Linked DNA regions of Homo sapiens: all the other regions are linked to region 2. A link is a contact called in ENCODE Hi-C or POLR2A ChIA-PET data. All regions are on one chromosome and are shown on one strand. Each heading gives the region's core, a stretch centred on a gene start or an enhancer-like site at or near the end of the contact. The rest is flanking DNA. Distances are from core to core; before and after follow the strand shown. Region 1 overlaps DAAM1 (dishevelled associated activator of morphogenesis 1). Region 2 has its middle 37 kb from the start of GPR135. Region 3 overlaps DAAM1 (dishevelled associated activator of morphogenesis 1).

Region 1 (2,763 bases), core at 199-2,698, 210 kb after region 2:
CAACTTTCAAGCATCGCTGGGCTACAAACAAGTAAAAAAAAAAAAACTATATAGACATACACATAGTATATACTTAAAATTCAATTCTTTATAGTTCCAATTGAGGTAACTAAGCCAAACACCTTAATTACTACAGAAATCACACAAACGGTTAGTCAACAGGAAACACATCAAGTGTTACTCTAATCTTAAAGAATTCCAATACTTCATGGTGATATGAAATTGACTTTTTTTTTTTTCTTTTGAGACAGAGTCTCGCTCTCTCCCTCAGGCTGGAGTGTAGTGGTGCAATATCAGCTCACTGCAACCTCTGCCTCCCAGTTCAAGCTATTCTCCGGCCTCAGCCTCCCAAATACCTGGGATTACAGGCACATGCCACCACGAGCAACTAGTTTTTGTACTTTTAGTAGAGAAGAGCTTTCACCATGTTGGCCAGGCTGGTCTCGAACTCCTGACTTCCAGTGATTCACCTGCCTCGGCCTCCCAAAGTGCTGGTATTACAGGCATGAGCCACTGCGTCCTGCCTGAAATTGACTCTTGCAATTGATTAAAATCCTTTTTTTGCCTACTCTATGAAATACAGACAATGTGCATGAGTATAATAAACAGGCAGCTGTCCAAAAATATCACACACACACACTCAAAGTCATTTTAATAAAAGCATGATATTGACTTGACAGAAATACAGAAATAACACAGTACATTGAAAAACTGTGCCTGAGACAGGCAGCATTAATGGAGAGGAGGTCAGAATGCAGGGTCCTCTCCTCATGTGAGTAAGGCATTTTAGGGAGGGACCCTGGGAAGTCAGAGGAGGTATGGCTGGACAAGACTCAAGGAAGAGAAAATCAGCTCAAACAGGGCTGGGAGGCCCTGGGGACCTCACCTTCTAGACTCCACCTGTGTGTAGCAAACTCCACCCACAAGAAGAGTGACTGGGTCTGCAAGGTGCATGAATGGAATGGAAATCTACCCTCGCAAACAAGCCTGTCATTCATATGGTCCCGCTCAGCAAGAATAAAAATGAGAGGAACGTGAGAAAGGCTGTCCTAAGAGGCTGACCTCTCATGCTATAGTGTCATTTCAGCAGGCAAATAATCAAATTGCTTACTGTCAATATATGACCCAAAGCAATCAATTGTAGCGAGAAGGCACTTGGAGTTATCAATTTATGTAACAAAAATGACATTCCTTGGTGTTTCCTTCCTTATCTACCTCAACCCCCACCCTAGCCTACTCCCCGCGGCTGTCACACAGGGCAAAGGAGCTGGGATTTTGCCTTTGGCTGGTGTACTGGGACATTTCCAGAGCCACCGGACTTGCCTGCTTACTACTGTGGTGGATTATGAAAGGCCTTGTTATCCTGAGCTCCGACAGGGCAAATGCAAACACTTCGGCCTGGTGCAGGCCTTTAACAAGCCTGCAGCGGCTGCCGCCTGCAGAAAGCATGGTCGGTGGCAAGCTTGCCAACAGCCCAAGCCAGCTGACCAGCATCCAGCCACCACTTCTTTTCCAAACACTGACTGAACAAGCCTTGATTCAGCTCTTATGTTACACTCTGGTGAAGAACAGTGCAGAAGCACCAAGAGAATCATTTGAAAGGAACTATTCTGGGCATACACCAAGCACATGTTCCCATGGAATTGTTAATAACTCAGGGGTCCTTTATATTTGTTTGAACCTTCCATGTCTAGCTGTGGAAAAGACATATTTCTTTTTTCTCTCCAGGGACAATAAAGGCAGGAAAGTAAAACTCCTGGTAATGTCATATCCAGTCAAACAGGAAGGTTTGTAGGCTCAGGGCTGAAAGGTTTCCACAGCTACACTGAGCCAATATGAAAATAATTTATTTCACTTTCATCTGTTTCATTTCCTCCAAAATTATCATTCAGGTCCCTGACTCCCTCATCTATGAAGACAAGAGGAAACATTTTATAAACACAACAGAATACAGTGTTTAAAAAACACATGAGATATGGAGAAACCTGAACTTTCACTCATTGCTGGTGGAAATATAAAATAGTGCAGTCACTTTAGAAAACCATTTGGCATTTCCTCAAATTGTTAAACACCAAGTCTCTATATGACCCAGCAACTCCATACTTAGGTATTTACTCAAGAGAAGTGAAAACGCATGTTCGCACAAATACTTAAACACAAATGTTGACGGCAGCATTATTCATGATAGCTGAAGAGTAGAAACAACCCAAATGTCCATGAATAAAAAAAAATGTGGTATATCTATAAAACAGAATATTATTTTGCAATAAAAAAGAATGAAGTACCAATACATGCCATGACATGGATGAACCTTTGGAAAACATTAAACTAGATGAGAGACGTCAATCAAAAAAGACCACATATTACATGACTTCATTTATATTAAATGTCCAGAACTGGTTGATCCATACAGACAGAAAGCAGATTAGTAGTTGTCTGGGTCAGGGTTGAGGTCGATCTGTCAAACTACATGGGAAGAAACGAAGTTGAAACTATTGCCTAAAGTGAGACATCTGGCTTTTCCACAGTTAACAGAAAAGTATCTCTTCAAATAGGATGACCTTCCTGAGGAGAGCAAGGAAGAAAGAAGCACGTCAGGGGTCTGTGGTAGCAGCCAGGCCTGCCTTGCACCTGCCAACTTGGAAGAATCTAAATGCAAAACATTTAACATCCCTCATAGTGATCCACATGAACTTAAACCAACGTATACAAGAAAGACAAAGAGGTTTCTCATGCCAGGCACAGAACTTAGGTCTACACAGC
Region 2 (2,700 bases), core at 9-2,508:
TTTTTTTTTTTTGAGACGGAGTCTCGCTCTGTCGCCCAGGCTGGAGTGCAGTGGCACGATCTCGGCTCACTGCAAGCTCCGCCTCCCAGGTTCACGCCATTCTCCTGCCTCAGCCTCCCGAGTAGCTGGGACTACAGGCGCCTGCCACCATGCCCGGCTAATTTTTTTGTATTTTTAGTAGAGACGGGGTTTCACCATGTTAGCCAGGATGGTCTCGATTTCCTGACCTCGTGATTCGCCCGCCTCGGCCTCCCAAAGTGCTGGGATTACAGGTGTGAGCCACTGCGCTCGGCCCTTTTTTGGGTTTTTTTTAAAGGTATGAAGTCAATGTACTTCATTTAGTTTGTAGGAAATTACTTGGCTTCCCAAAATCCTAGATGAAAACTATATTCAGAAGTAGAAATAAATACACTCAAATATATTTATATAAAATATATTCGAAAGCCAACTATTTAAGCTTATATGTTTTTCTTTATTTCTTTACAGTGAATAACTACAAGCTGACTCTAATTTTAAAAAATAAAAATTTTATCTCTCACCAATTTTAAAATGGCTCAAACATCTCTCATTAATAGTTTGTGATAGCTTCCTTTCATGCAGGACCAGCACTCTGATTATCCTTCTACATGCCAGGCAGGGGGAGCTGCAGTGTGGAAGAATAAAAAGTAAAGACACAACTTGGTTATAAGACTTTTGTTATAAAAGTAATATACTTGTGACATGTAACAATGATGATGAACATGTGCAAAATGCTTGCATACAATCTGGTTTTGTGATTCTACAGATTCAGTATTAGAACATAAACCATTTCCAGGGAACATGAGTCACCCTGCAGTCCTATATTCCTTTGAAGGCAACTTCCCCTAGAGACATTAGTATTTTAGCTCCCTCCCACCCCCACGCCTATGCTCAGGTCCTCTTGCTTTTTTTCCTTAAGGAGAGGTATTTTTTGAGCAAGGCTAAAAAACTTGTCATGCTTTTTAAAAAGCCATCCCTACTACATTTTTCTTAGTCATTTTCACAGCCTAGCAGTAGGAGTGTCAGACTCTCAGTGTTCTCAGAGGGGGACACAGGAGGACATCATATAGCTTGACTGTTGCTAACTTGCCAGTAACTCATTCTGACTCAGTGAGGCCATCTGAGGTGACAGTCTGCTGTGGGACCAAAGCCAGAGAACCAAAAGACAGAGGTCACTCCATCCCAGCTCCCAGGGAGCAGCCTGACCTCCCCAGCTGCTTCATGGTCCAACCAGGGCTCCCGGCTGCCCATCCACGTGCATATAAGTGACTCTCCGGAGGAACACAGATTGGCCACAGTGGAACATTTTTCTCCCATGTTATCATCCATCCTGATTCTTCGGCTGGGGAAATCTGTGAAAAGTCAAGGATAGGTCTGGTGAAAAGAAAATTAAAACAAAATACACGCCTGCGCCTTCATTCTGTCCACGTGCCTTCCCTGGGCATTGCTCTCCCCACAGCTATATTTAAGGGCTTCATACATGGCGGTCAGAAGCTCTCTGGAGAAGTTCCCAACTATTGGCTTATACATGGTTTTCCTTTTCTCTGTGTGTGGTAGAAGAAATCCGTGGGGGGTAATCTCTTTTGGAATCATATGTTTCATGTTCCCATTGGACCTTGGGTTCAAAAGCATAAATAAACATTTAGAAGGAGTGTTTGCCTCAAGGTAGGACCGAGGCCTGCTGGCTGAGTGCACCCTGGGGAAGAGCTTGGGCTGCCTGACCTCACGCTTCATTGGATTTCCCTCTCTAGGCACAGCCAGGAGCACAGCAAAACTGGAAGGGAGAAACAGGGTGCTGGCCAATTTCATCTTTCCCATGAAAAAGTTAATGACATTCCCACTAAATGCGCTTTAACACCAGTCAGAGGATAATAGGGCTGGCAAAGCATTCGCTCTTTTTCCTAAAGAGAGTGGAAGACCCTAGTATCTTAAAAAACAAAAATGCAAGACTTGAGCCCATCCCCAAATAATTATAGACTCAAGTCAATGATAGTGTCCATCTGGTCCTGGCCCTTCTGAGATAAATGTGGCTGAGGGTTTTAGCAGAACAGCAGTGTTGTGATAAAGCAGTGCACTATCAATTTGTGCCCTGGTTTTAATAATCTACATGTACCAGTAGCCAGAGAATTATGTGAGACACTTTGAAAAGAATGATCAAAAACTGGAATTGGGCTTTTGCATATCTCTCATTTAATCTTCATAACCACCTATCAGAAGGTATTATTATAAGCCCTGGTTTACATATGCAGGGATTGAGGGTGGCATGGCTAAATAACTTTCCCGAGGTCACACGTACAGCAATATGAAGTGCTGGAAATTGAACACAGTGTCTGGCTTCAGAACTCTCACTCCTAACCACTCAGGAATAGCCCCAAGAAGCCCAACATGAAGGGGTGTGGGGGCTCAAGGGAGAGACCCTGACAGACCAGGGGCGGGCATGAGGGCTGAGACAGAGAAAATACCCCTAGGAGTTAAAACTTGTGTTCAATCTTGAAGGGTGGAAAAAAGTTAGAAAGGGGAAGAAGGGTCAGAAGTGAGAAATAGGAAGATCAACCCAGAAAAGGCAAGGGGATGTACAAACATGCAGAGGCCATGAAGAACATGGCAAGGCTGAAGAAAGCTAGGTAGTGCGGTATGCTCAGATGATTGAATTTGGATTGAAATGAGGAAAGAGGGTGGGGA
Region 3 (2,700 bases), core at 24-2,523, 130 kb after region 2:
CTGCAGCCATGACAGGCAAGATTACTGAATGATTTAATTAAGTTAGAATCAAACACACTCAGCAGCAGAGTAAAAATTCACCTTCCCCAAAGTAGACCTCAACACATACAGAAATGTAATATGAACAATCTAATACCATTTACTTAAGCCTTGGCTTTAGAGATCAGAAACTAAGCAGGAAAAATTAGGCACAATCATCAAATCCTGATCTTTGCCTCAAATATCTGCTGTCATCACAGCTAGCAGTGTCTATATTCCCATTTACTTACTTGGCAAACTCTGAAGCCCAAGAAGGGGTACAAGTATTTTTCTGGATACTAATAAGGACTGGTTAAGTGACACAACTTGTACATTTGCTTCTGAGCAGAACAGCAATTAAAGATGATTTCTTCCTGTGCTGATAAGATTGCTGTCAGCATAATACATGTATACACCCACTTTATTTTCTCCTCTCTGAAGACTTACTCCTTACTGTTCCCAGGATTTAAAAATCATGTTAACAATAAGCAAATACAGCATGGCCAGACGCCTTTTTGTGGTCAGATGGTTCATTGTTTAAAAAGCTTCAGTTTAAAATCCAAGAGATTGTTAACAGATGCAGTTTCTGGCTAGAGACTGGGAAAAACCTCATTTAAACAAAAGAGTATGTTGTGATTGGAACTAAAAAAGGGAATTACCTTTAAAGATAAGAACCACAAACATTTCCTATTTGAAAATACCCCATCACAACTAACAGAACCCTTTTTGGACCTTTCATGAAAGTAAAAAAAAAAAAAATGACAGTGGATTGCTGTCTATGACAAAGCAAGGATGACCAACCAGTCCGGTAAGTTTTAGATTTGTTTGGACTTTCAACAAGGCCTCAACATCCATCTCTTATGCTCCCCCAAGATTACTCAATTAGACAAAATTCCAATTAACTTCTTTTGAATCGTTTTAGTCTGAGAAATATTTTCTGCTTTGATTTTGGCTCTGGAAATAGGTTTTCAACCAGAGATATAGATAGAGAAGTTTCATAAATGAACACTGAGCTTGATAAGCAGATAGCTGCTGCCGGGACTCAAGTCGCTGTTGGACAGGGAAACAGACACTGGGCTGAGCCAAGCTTGGCCCTGTCTGTAGGTCCCAGGCTCATTGGCCTTCACAACTTCTGTTCATTTTTACATGGAAAGTTTGCTTTTCACCAACTCACGCCATCTGTTTCGGTTGGCTTCAGTGGCCCCTTACTCTATGACTTTACTATGTGTGAGAATGTCTGTAATGCCCTGTATTCTAATCTTGAAAGACGGGAAATGTGACAGAGCCCTGGGAGTGTAGCTTTCCTCCAGCCTGAGAAATGGATGTGGCTTGGCTTGCTGGTGATAAGCCTGATTTGAAAAGGCTAGGCGAGAGATGTTCCAAGGAAAATAATCTGTTCTTAATATTAACGATGGCCACTATGGGGCTCTATTCTGAGAATGGGCAACCTGTCCTTCAAGAAATTACATTCTCTGAAGAGAGGTAAACATAATATCCTCCTCCTGGTTCAGTTTTCATGTTCTCATATTCATTGTGTATTTCCCAATTTATTGCAGTGACCAAAAATTCAGTTTCAGACCAAAGGCACAGTAGAGTTTTAACAGTGTTAGAAGCTCAAATTAAAATCTTTGGTGAAACAATGCTACCATCCATTTTAAAGTGAGGCAAATCTAGAACCCATGGGATTCCCTAAAGAGTCAAAATGGCTTTCCCACTGATTGCTAAGTCATATAAGGAAGCCAAGCTGTTGGAATGAAGCTAGTAGGAGAAGTGCATTCTCAAAGGTCTGTGCAATCCAGCCAGGTACTAATAAGAAAGGCCTAGCTGTCAAAAAGTGGGATTCTGAGGCCAGTGACCACATCCATATCCATCCTCCTACAAGAAGCAAACCCCCCATCATGCACACTTGAGATGAGGTTTTCAAGGGGATTCGATAGGTGTGGAAATTGAAAAATGAGCAGCAGCTGCAAGCCCGAGGTCATTACTATTCTCCAGGGTTTGCCTTTTCTAATCTAAGGGGCAGTAGTTTCCATGATTAACTTTCTATTGCTGTCAAGGGTGTAATAAAATCTGGGAAAGAAGAAAACTTTCCCTTCAGTAAGCTGCTCCTATTTTCCTGCCCTTTTCTTTCCTCTAGTGAACATTCTCAATCCCTCCTTTGTATTGTTTCCTTATTTTCAGAAAGAATCTACACTAGGATGAGCCAAAATAGACAAAGTCCTCTGTGTATACCCGCAACTTGAGGATTTCTCTTTCTCGGTTCTAGCAGCAGATTTTTAAGATGGCAGTGTGAAAAGTTTCCTTGTTTCCAAAGGCTATATAATACCAGTTTCAGAACTGAGCACATTTTATTCCATTTTAAAATTCCTTCTCAGTGTATTATATTTGTTTCTTGAGCCATGACAATCAGTTCAATAAAAAAGAGGTTTTCTAGTTGGTTCAATGTATACAAAGAGAAATGGCAGAAGAGGAGAGGAAGACATTTATTTCACAATGACATTTTACTGGTTACTACTGGATTAAGAACTCTTAAGGCTTTAGTTTGGAAATAATCTGATAGAGGCTCAGAGATCATACTGAGGGGTTAAGGCTGACCACATTTCTCAGAAAAGGCCACCAGAACTGAATCTGACACATAGTTCTACCAATTAAAATTGCCCAGCTGGAAAATTAATGTGCTTT

Evidence for each region. A loop is a pair of places that touch in the nucleus more often than their neighbours do. ChIA-PET counts read pairs that join two places held with the same protein, here RNA polymerase II (POLR2A). Pooled maps may share reads with other maps.
Region 1: POLR2A ChIA-PET joins it to region 2 with 19 read pairs in OCI-LY7. The contact joins two enhancer-like sites. POLR2A ChIA-PET finds 5 or more read pairs at or near these places in 3 of 52 experiments (BJ, OCI-LY7 and T-cell).
Region 3: a loop to region 2 is called in a pooled map of heart left ventricle, with 5 times the contacts of the local background. The contact joins two enhancer-like sites. A Hi-C loop is called at or near these places in 3 of 50 pooled maps. POLR2A ChIA-PET finds 5 or more read pairs at or near these places in 2 of 52 experiments (activated CD4-positive, alpha-beta T cell and activated T-cell).

What each region holds. Positions count from the first base shown.
Region 1 is chr14:59,214,201-59,216,963 of GRCh38, reverse strand. All of the region lies in intron 1 of DAAM1 (dishevelled associated activator of morphogenesis 1), which reads right to left. Among named protein-coding and RNA genes, the nearest start is that of DAAM1, 27 kb to the right of the region's middle. Within about 2 kb of position 1,448, at least 17 of the 41 ENCODE cell types and tissues checked have a DNase peak (open chromatin) inside an H3K27ac peak, as active enhancers do.
Region 2 is chr14:59,426,874-59,429,573 of GRCh38, reverse strand. No RefSeq gene overlaps it. Among named protein-coding and RNA genes, the nearest start is that of GPR135, 37 kb to the left of the region's middle. Within about 2 kb of position 1,258, at least 10 of the 41 ENCODE cell types and tissues checked have a DNase peak (open chromatin) inside an H3K27ac peak, as active enhancers do.
Region 3 is chr14:59,292,642-59,295,341 of GRCh38, reverse strand. The region is part of intron 3 of DAAM1 (dishevelled associated activator of morphogenesis 1); the gene reads right to left. Among named protein-coding and RNA genes, the nearest start is that of DAAM1, 110 kb to the right of the region's middle. Within about 2 kb of position 1,273, at least 6 of the 41 ENCODE cell types and tissues checked have a DNase peak (open chromatin) inside an H3K27ac peak, as active enhancers do.